Regions from separate parts of the Homo sapiens genome. Here region 1 is linked to region 2. A link is a loop called in an ENCODE intact Hi-C map of the cell type or tissue named here. Cell type or tissue: heart right ventricle. All regions are shown on one strand.

Region 1 (5,000 bases), 96 kb before region 2:
CCTATTCCTGTGGCTTCTCAGTGATGAAGACTTGACAAGGGTCCTCATTTGAAAACGATCCAACAGCAAGAGCATCTCTGACAGGAAGTAGCTCCTTCCTCCCAAAGAGCACCGCTCACCTCCAGAATCCACTCTCTCTGGAGCCCCCACTTGGTGCCCAGCCTGGTGGTCTGGCACTAGCTCCCGCCGCCAGTGTTGACTGAATGAAAGGACAAAGCTGTAGATGGGAGGAATGGAGGAAAATCAGGAGAGGGCTAAAGCGCACAGGCCCCTAACTTTTTGGTGAGCCCATGGCCAGTGTTGGGCAGCAAGTACTGTCCCAGTCCAGTGAGCCCTTTCTGCTGCAGGATGGGGGATTCCGGGGCTCCATGGGTGCCGGGGCCTGGGGGCATCCCCTGAACCTCAGTGCCCTGTGCATTTAGTTCCTTCTCTCCTGGAAGTTGTCTCTGTAGAAGGACCCCTCCAGGCCCTAGAGACCTGGCCCAGCGCTCCCAGCTACTGGGGAGTTGTCCATGCTCACCCTAGGTGACAATGAGGGTTTAACACTAGGTCCTTCTAGGAAATAACTTACAGAAGGCAAGCTCAGAGTCTTGCCCCTGCAGTGCTCATGCATGTGCGTGCATGCATGTACACATGTGCTGTGCGGCTGTGTGAGAGCGTGTGTGTGTTTGGGCACATTTGTGAATGTAGGGGTGTGTCTGTGACTGCTTCTGTGTGCATTTGCTTGCGTCTGTATGTGAGTGCATTTCTGAGTGTGCATGTGTTTGGGAGTGTGCGTCTCTGCCTGTTTGGGAGTGTGTTGGGAATGTGTGTCTGCTTGTGCATGGGCTTTAAGTGTGTGGAAGTTTGGGTGCACAAACACTGTGTGTGTGTGTGCATGTGCATGTGTGGGCACAGCCTCTAGAAGGCAGCATGACTGGATGGGTCCTGGCTGACAAGTAGGTGCCTGCTGCCTCCTGTCCCCTCATTTTGGCCCTGCAGAAGGAGGGAGCTGCCTGGGTCATGCTGACTGAGAGGAAGCCTGGTGCTCAGTTCTCCTGGCCCCAGCCCCTAGTGATAATCACTGTTTTCGGGTTGTATTCAGGGATCCAAATCACAAAGAATATAGCTTGGCGGCTCCTAGAATTGAACACCTCGGTGGCCCCATATGAGGCTTCCATGTTCCCAGCACCCAGCTCCAAACACAAACACATCCACTGTTCTCCCTGATGGCTGCCTTTCCATCCCCCACCCCCAGCCTCCTCCTGTCCAGGCCTTGCCTGGCTGTCTCTTGCTGGAATGCCTCATCTGCCCCCATCTCCTACCCTTCCATGCCCTGTGGTGGGTCCCCGAGCACGGGGCCCAGCTTCAGGACCCATAGGGGTTTAGCTGTCTGTCTTCCCAGTTGGACCAGGAGTGCACTGAGGGTGGGAGCAGTGTTTTGTGTGTGTGTCTCATCTTGGTGCCTGATGCAGGCATCAGGGGACCCAGGAGCTGTTGCTGATCACTGGATGACACCAGGGAAGGTGCTCTGTATTTGGGATTTGGGCTGCCATTGCTGGACGACAGCCACACGCTGCCTGCTTCCTGACAGCCAGGAATGATGTGAGGTGGGACATGGGTGCAGTTTCTGGCTTGCCTCTCTCGTGCTCTGAGGTCTTGGGCAAGGCAGTGAACCTCAGGGACCCTCAATTTCCTCATTGTGAATTAAGCTGGTAGCACAGAGCGTTGTGCAGCTCAGGGATGGTCACCAATGGAAAGTGCTCAGCAGCGGGCCAGGTGCCTGTTGGGTGTTCTCAAACTATAATGATTATGTTTGGGCTCAGCCATCAGTGCTGACCACCTACCCTCCAGGCTGCTGGGACCTGGTGGAAGGGGCCTCCTCTGCATGCCCACCACACCGTCCACGCCCTTAGACTCCCACCTGCCGAGCCTGAGTTAACTCTTTGAGCTCAGAGCCTAGTTATGACATCCATTTTTGCCCCACTTGCCCAGGCCCAGACTCACCAGGAATCTGCATTTTGTCTGGCTGCCTGTGGCTCTGTGGCAGCGAATCAGAGACTTTTGGAAAGCCTGCCAGAGTGAACCTGAAAGGCAGCCATGGATACCACCCTGGGGTACGTTGGTGGGCTCTGCCTGTGTCCTGGCTTTGCAGGATCTCAGCCCTCTTCACTGTGCTCTGCATGAGGAGGCGGGCCGGCACAGAGAGTGGTGGCAGCAGCTCAGGCAGGACCCTTCCCTGTGTCGCTCAGCCCATTGGCAGGTGTCCAGCACGTGCCGCTTGGGTTCAGCACTCTTCTGGGCCCAAGGAATGAGAGCTATGCTGTGCGATTGGGGCGGACACTTGCCTTGCTCCTCACCAGCTCTGTGACCTCGGGCAAATGGCTTCAGGTTTCTGAGGCTTGGCCTCCGCATCTGTAAAATGACTGGTGAGGCTGGCTGTTTTCCAAGCGTCCTTCCTTTCAACTTAGAGTTCTTGATTCTAAGGGGTCGATCAAAGGCCTTCCTTCTCAAAGACTTTTGCCATCTTCTGTGAAGACAGAAGATGTTTCTGTTGAAAGCCAGTGCTCTGGGAGAGTAGTGTGACTTAGTGCGGCTCTGACTGCCCTTCCAGTCGGGAGGCTGTGAGTCATTGGGCTGGAGCCCAGAGCTGTCTTAGGGGGCCTTCTGCCTGTCCCAGCCTTAGGCTGTCTGATGCAGACCTTGTGGCCACAGGGTCTGTGACTAGCAGCATTCAGATGCTCAGCCAAGCACTGAGTCTTCTGCCTTCCAGAGGGGCCACTGGGCTTGCTGGACCAGGACTCCTCAAAGTTAGAAGGGGAGTGGAAGCCAGCAACCAAGTAGGTGGTGTGGCCCTCCCCACTTCCTCCATGGCCAACGCCCACGGTGCTTGCAGACTGCACAGTCGTATTTTATGCCTCCAGTGCTTGGATTTGTATAACTCTCTCCTGACTGGCCTCCCTGCTGTCAGGCCATCCTTGTTTTCGGAGTGACCCCTGTCAAATGCTATGAGGTCATGCTACTCCCTGACTTAAACTCCCATTGCCTAACGCACACAGATGGAGGGGGATGCAGGGTGATGGAGGCTGGGTTTTGTCTCTGTGCTAGGGCAGTTTGATTGATAGAGATTGCCTGGTGCCCTGAGTGAGAAGGACCCCAGGGGCTGCTGGGAGAAGCACTGTGATTGATTAGCAATGCCTGCCTTGGACCAGGAGAGGGTAGACAGTGCTGGTCCTGTGTGAACCTCAAGACTGGATGCCATTCAAATTCTTGGGTAACCCGCAAGGTCTCCTTTCTCTGAGGAGCCTTCCCTCCCCATCTCCAGCTCCCCAAGACTCAGCACCCTGTTCTGCAAGTCACTATTGGTCTTGTGTTTTGTTTGTTTGTTTCCACTCAGCAAGCCTCCAGAGGTCATAGAGCACACTTGTTTTGCTTTCTATATGGGCTAGTGTGGAGCCTCGCAGCCAGGGAGCACACCAGCATCATCAATGGCAGAGGGAATGTTTTAACTCTGAGTCCCCAGGAGCACCCCGGCTGCCCACTCCTGGCTGAGTGATAGGAAGGAGGCCTGCTGAGCCCTTCGGGCCTGGCCATAGGCCCAGAGGTTCCCAGGTCTGCCTGCCTGACCCTTGGCCCTTGTTGGAGAAGGCGGAATGAATATCTTCTGCTGTGGACAAATGTTTTAAGAGTATATTCCTAATAATTATAAACAATTTGTGCTCAAGGTAATAATGTAGAAGTTCAGGAAAACATAGATGAAGAAGAAAGAAGCCATTGACCGTGGCATTCTTCAGCAGCAATGCTGGTAAGAGGCACATTTCCTTCTGGGGCCTCTTCTCCAGCATGCAGCCACCGTTAGGACAGCCTCCTGCATTTGCAACTTTGCATCTGGGTTTCAAATTCTTGGGTACCCCGCAAGGTCTCCTTCCTCTGAGGAGCCTTCCCTCCCCTCTCCTTGATATTTTAGCATAAACCCTTCCCATGTTATTATATCAATGTGTAAATATTGCTCTCAATGTCTGATATCCCATTGTGTGGACATGCCGTGATTACTTAACCAGCCCCTTATTTTTGGCCATTTGCAGTTGTTTTCACTATTTTGACAGTATGTGCTTTCCTGTGACAAACAACTTTGTGGTGACAGCTCTTTTGAGGTCCCTGTGGAGTAGACTGCTCGAAGTGTAACAAGTGGGTCAGAGTGAGAACTTTGTTAAGCTCTGAATAAGTCTTTTGGGGGAAAAGGGGAGAAAGAGCCAGTCTTAGAGCGTAGGCCTGTAGCATCCGGGCCCGGGTAGGATATCGGTGTGCCTGATGGTGAGTGGCATTCTGAGACTCTGCTTTTCTGAGAGGAAAGCCAAGCCCTGCAGTGTGAGGGGGAAGAATCCCACACATTATGTGTGGCATCCTGTCACCCGCGGTGACAGCCCAGGCAGGGATGGGAAAGCCGTTGGGGGCTCCTCATTCAGGCACTGCAGCCTGACGTGCTGATGTTGGCCTTGTCCCTGCTTTCAGATGCCATGCCGGCCCCTGATGCTGTCTGCGGCTGCCAGCTGTGCCAGGCTGGGCATTGGTTGGTGCTGAAGAGGGATGATAGGCCCTGCGCGTCTGTTGCGTGCTTGGGTACAGTAGCGGCACAGTATCTGCCCTCAGGTAGCCCCCAGTTGGCTGTGGGGTGAGGGAAGTGATTGGGCCAGCAGAACTGCATGTGCATAGTCGCAGGTGGCAGGTGGCAGGCAGCACGGCCTTGGGGCTCAAAGTGGGGCAGGATAATGAGCTCAGCCAGGCCGCTTCATGGAGGGGGAGATGTGCTTCAGCGGTGTTGGAGGCTCATTAGGAGCTTGCTGGGTTGTGCCTCCTGGCCAGGGGGACCTCACCTACCTACCTCCCTTCCCTCCCTCCCTGCCTCCCTCCTTCCTTCCTTCCTTCCTTCCTTCCTTCCCTCCCTCCCTCCCTCCCTCCTTCCCTCCCTCCTTCCCTCTCTCCTTCCCTCTCTGGCTTCCTCCCCCCTTTCTTCCCTCCCT
Region 2 (5,000 bases):
GAGCTCACTGCATGCAAACAGTAGCTGGGCCAGGTCCTGCTGTCTGCATAGATGCCCTGCCCCCCATGTAACACAGTTGCCACCCGACTACTGTCAGAAGGATCAGGATTCTGAACTTAAGGAGTTCTGTCCTCGCCACTAGGAGGGACGGGGTCCTTCTGGCAAGGGTCCCATCAGGAAAGAGTTGGAGGCTCCATTCCACCAGCCTCCAGCATGGTCTAGTTCTCCCCCGAGGCTGAGGAAAAGTTTGGTTCCCTTCCCTTGTTTTCTTTCTGTGGCCTTTGCGGTGCCCTTGGAGGCAGTACCACCCAAGAAGGGGTTCTGCTTTTCAGTTTTGCTGACCCGGGAGCGTTGGGGTTGAGCTTTTTGTGTAAGTGACCGGGACAAACCTCTGATCCCTTTGCAACCCCATGGCCCTATAGAAGTGTCGCTGAAGCAGCGTCTGGTTTGACCATCTTCTCCCCATCCCTGCCATCCCAGGAAGCCACCTGACTCATCTCAAGGGCTGCTGTATGCCGTGGGGAGGGTATATGCGGTGCTCAGATAGTGCCAGCCAACGCCTGCTCATGCAGCCCCTCTGCATTCAAGGCTTTGCCATGCGTCCCACTCCGGGTACCCCAGGCAGGCCAGGCTCTCTCTCTGGACCTGGCACCCCCCCTGTTCAAGAGAGGGAAGAGCAGGCCATTTCCAGCCCAACACCCTGTGCCTGGGGCCAGCACTGCCCAGACTCAGAGTGGGGATGCAGTTGGTGTTTATGGGACTCACTCTTGCTCCCCATGCTGAAAGATGTCCACAGTTCCTTCAAGATTCGAGGAAGGCCCATGCAGGCCTGAGCTGATTTCTTGGCTTAAGATGGGGTCCCATAGCCCCCCGCCTCCTGCATAAGAAACATGTCTTACTCTAGAGGCCTCAGCCTGTGCTTCTGCAGGAATGTAGCAGAGGGTGTTGGGGATAGGGTAGGGCTGGAGCTTGGCCACAGTCAGAGGGTCTCGGGTAGGGACGTGGAGTCTGAGCCTGTGACGAGGAGAGCTACGGGACAGGTCAGGGCAAGGGCAGCGGGTGGCCGACTCTGGAGTGCCCCCCTCCTGGTCAGGGCCCTTCCTCCCATCCTGTCCTGGGATTAATGTCAAATGTCTTGTGCTTAATGGTTTAATGTCAAATGTCTTGTACTTAATGGTAATCCCATTGCTTAAGGTAAGATCTCCCTTTTGGGGACAGAAGAGCTGTTTTTCATATTCTTGATGCCTTGAGATCAGATGCAAAAGAAGGTATAGAATGCCATTGGGGTGACAAAGAGTGATGACGACAATAGCAATGACCCCTCCCCACCCCATTATGTCTCCTGCCATCCCCCACCCCCATTAGCAGAAAATGCAGCATCCTTGCACATGGCACCTGGCAGACAGGGCGGGTGGTGAGTGGCTGAGTGGAATCAGCAGTCCGGGCAGCCCTCACCAGCGGGTCCGTGAGCTTTGGAGGTGCTGAGGTTCCAGTCTTCTGTTTGATTGGAACTCCGTGTCCCAAAGTACTTTTCACGTGCCCACTCCCTGCGGAAGGGAAAAGAGGGTGGGTGTGATTTTCCACAGCTTGATTCGAAAGACTGAAACTCGATGAGTGACATTTCAGGCTGGCTGGGGATGTGGGTTCAGATCCCCCCATGACCCCTGTGTGTGAGGAGCCACCTTCACCTGCACTGCCCGCAGGGACTCCACTTCCAGGCTCTGCAGCTCTCAGTGCCCTCAGGGAACTGCAGGGAGCCGGCTCAGAAGGTGCACAGTGGCCTGGGGGCCAGTCATGTCTTTCACAGCCTTGTGCGCCTTGGACAAGTCTCCCTCCCTTCCCGGGCCTCAATTTCCCCTTCTTACCCAGTGGGCTGCCTAGTCCACATGGCCCCTAAGATCCCACCCAGCTTCCTCTTCCTCTTGGGGCCACAGAGTCAGGAGTTGGAGGCAGCATGACCCCCAAGTTCCAGACCCTGGAGGGCAGCCGCTGCCCCTGGAAGGCATGCCGACGTCAGCTTCTCCCGGGAGGCGGAATTCATGCGGGCCCTAGTCTGAGAAAGGCACCCGCAGGGTGGACAGCATGCTGCCCGCCAGCAGTGTGGCTGGATCCCCGAGTCCAGCCAGCCTTTCCGTTAGCCAGCCAGCCAGCGAGCGCTCCTAAACCCTGGCCGCCGCCGGTTATAAATGATTCATGCAGCCCCGCCTCCCTCGGCGGCCACTTGATGTTCCCTGCGCTCCAGCCCGGCGGTCCACCGCCTCTCCTGCCGCTGGGCAGTGCCGCCGCTGGGCAGTGCCCTCCCCGCACCGCCGCCCCTCTGGGTGCTGCGTCCCTCCGCCCTCCCCGCACGCTGGGTAAGTTGAAGGAGGACGGCAGCTTTTCCGGAGACGCTCCCTGGAAAGGAGTGCTGATGAGGCCGCTCTTGTGTGTGAAGGCCTGGCCTGCAGCGCCCTTCTCCCACGTCCCTTCCCCTTGTCTGCTGCGCTCCAAGTTTGAAGCCAGCAAGCATAAGTAGGCGCCAAGGCAGGGAGGCTGTGCTGGGCCTCAGGCGGGGGGAGCTGGAGGGAAGGAGGGAGGGAGGATGGGGGAGGAAAGGAAGGAACTGGGTGGACACAGCTGGAGGGGAGGAGAGAGAGGGAATGTGGGGAGGCATGGAGGCACTGCCGAGAAAATGGAGCAAGAAAGTGAGGCGGCTCCTGCGTGGACCCAGGCGAGCGTGCCAGGGACTGGGGGCTCTGGAAGATTCACACTGTCAGCCGTAGGCGTTCTTTCCTGCCCCCCCAGCCTCCCGCAACGGATGTACTCCGAGCCCTTCGAACTCTCGGGGTACCAGTGAGAACTCTGAACTGAGAGTTTCTTCTGAGATCCGGCAAAGCCGAGCTTCTGAGAGCTCAGTCTTCGCCACTTCAATTCCCCGCGGTTTGAGCTGCAAGGAGGACTCCAGACAAGAAGCTTTATTGTCTGCGAGTCCCAGCTCACGGTTACTTAGAAAAACATGTGTGTGTTAAAACAGCTTCCCGGGGGACCATGCTGTTTTCGCGTGAGGAATGAATTTGGGGAAAGTTAAGTATAGGAGAGAAGGAAACAAAATCATATCGAACAGGAATGTTCTGGAGGCTTGGCAAAATCTAGAAGACACTTTATTTCATCGTCTTTTTTCTTTGCAACATCTATCGAATCTTTCTTCTTTTGACTTTCTAAAGGGCTTTACCCAGCCCTGCCTTCTGGGCCCCAGAGGTCCTAAAAGTGGGAGGACTTTTTCCAGTGGGAGGTGATGCTGCCCCTAAGGCCTTGCAGGGAAGGAACAGGCAGGGGCAGCTGGCCCCCTCCCTCCTGGGGACACTTGCATTTTCCCTTTGCCATTCAGAAACAAAGTTAGGTAAGGAGGTGAGACCTTCCTGGGAGCTGCCTTTTGGGAAATGGTGATTGTGACCTCAAATCATGTCAGAGTGTGACTTGCTAGAAGAGAAATGGTCGAGGGAAGAGGGGGCGGGTGACTGGAACCCTCAGGTAACAGGTAGGGATGCAGCAGCAGTGTCCTGGAAAGACCCTTCTGTGCATTTTGTGGGGAGACTTTCCAGGCCAAGGCAAGGAGAACGTGTGGCATCTTCTGAGAGGGAAAGAGGAGCTCAAGGAAGAGGGGAAAGGTCATTGCCCTTGGACCTTGCAGGAAGCAAGGTGCAGGGGCGGGCACATCGTATTGGAGGTCATGAGATTTGGGATCCTCTCAGTGCACTGGGAAGGACATGACCAGGTGGTTGTGTGGGGACATGGCTCTAGCTGCTTTCTGGAGACAGGACTGGGCCAAGAGTTCTCTATTCTGTTCCATTGGTCTATGTGCCTGTTTTTGTACCAATGCTTTTTTGGCAGGGAGGTCACAGAGGAGACCATTTCTGGGCCTGGAATTCCTGAGAGTGGCCTGGCCCCAGTGGGGACAGGGAGGGGAGAGAAGCAACCTGGGGCACACTTCCCTAGCCAGTCCTATGTTTGTGAGACCTGGGAGGGCTGTGGTCAGGGGGCTGGGCCCTGGGGGCAACAGTGCCTTTGCATTTGAACACAAAGTGCCACTTGGTATAATGGGCACAGCTCAGTCTTGGCTGTTCTTGAGTTTTAAACAAATCATGATCCCCACCTTCCAAACAATTTAGTTTTTTTCCCCTAGCTAGCCCCATCACAAACTTTTGAAGCATGAAATGAATTTTGCTGGCCCTCACCAATAGGATCCTTTCCCTAGATAATGGATTTTATGAAATGGCCATAATCCTCCTAGGTAATGAGCAAAAGCTACACTCTCCACTTGGGTCCAGCATTCCTCTTCCTGATTTATGATAGATTGGTTAAAATAGTAAACTGATAGCAGTTGCAAAATAGTCATCAATCACCAGGCAGTGTCGCTTAAACTACAGAAAGGTTTCCAGAAGTGAGATGCTGGAAGCCAGAGAGAGAACAATTTGGCAATACCAAAGGCATAAAGCACCAATGAAATCAAATCTCTGTATTTGTATTCTGAAGACAGAGGAGTAGAGTGGCTCAGGGTACTAAGGAAGGAAGGAAATGCAAGCAAACCCGTTCCCCAAGGTCAAAGGACACCCCCTCCTGAGCTCCAGGCTGCAGGGGGCCCTGCAGGGGGACCTTCAGTCCAGGGAGTTCTTCAGGGGGACTGTCCAGAGGGCTCTGCAGGGTGCTGCAGAGCTCTCACCAGTAGGTTTAGTGTTCTGTTTCTCTTTCTAGACAGTTTTGGAAAGTTTTCCAATTTCTAACATGTATAAATATGTTGGGCTAATATACAGTAATGGCTTTTAAAGCAAAGTTTTTCAAAAGTATAAGAGGATTGAAGTGCAAAGCTATCAAGGCCATGCCCAGGTCTCACCCGTGCTCCCTCACCCCCTTGCCCCTTCGTCCAGACACCTGGCCTGCCACACCCAGCCCAGGACAGAACTTTTCTTTCCTCCTGTACGCTGAGCTGTCAGACCATGAGTGTTCATCATGGGCTGAGGTGA

What was found. Hi-C counts contacts between places; a loop is a spot of excess contacts. Peaks named below come from ENCODE experiments on the same cell type or tissue, not always from the same donor. Only the 100,000 strongest peaks of a DNase experiment are listed, where the experiment ranks them.
Region 1: it touches region 2 in a loop (1.9-fold over the local background); 2 of 110 quality-filtered maps call a loop at or near these places.

Annotation. Positions count from the first base shown.
Region 1 is chr2:120,769,017-120,774,016 of GRCh38, forward strand. The region is part of intron 1 of GLI2 (GLI family zinc finger 2); the gene reads left to right. Among named protein-coding and RNA genes, the nearest start is that of GLI2, 36 kb to the left of the region's middle. RefSeq lists enhancers at 1-52, 4,567-5,000. In heart right ventricle, no CTCF peak of the experiment used is centred here; a DNase peak (open chromatin) is centred at 2,687; H3K27ac peaks cover 1,717 bases.
Region 2 is chr2:120,865,245-120,870,244 of GRCh38, forward strand. All of the region lies in intron 2 of GLI2 (GLI family zinc finger 2), which reads left to right. It overlaps LOC124907880 (a long non-coding RNA gene), which reads right to left and starts at 2,158. Exons shown (of 2, transcript XR_007087220.1): 1 at 1,866-2,158; 2 at 1,136-1,547. In heart right ventricle, no CTCF peak of the experiment used is centred here; DNase peaks (open chromatin) are centred at 2,227 and 2,617; H3K4me3 peaks cover 1,667 bases; H3K27ac peaks cover 2,447 bases; H3K27me3 peaks cover 2,010 bases.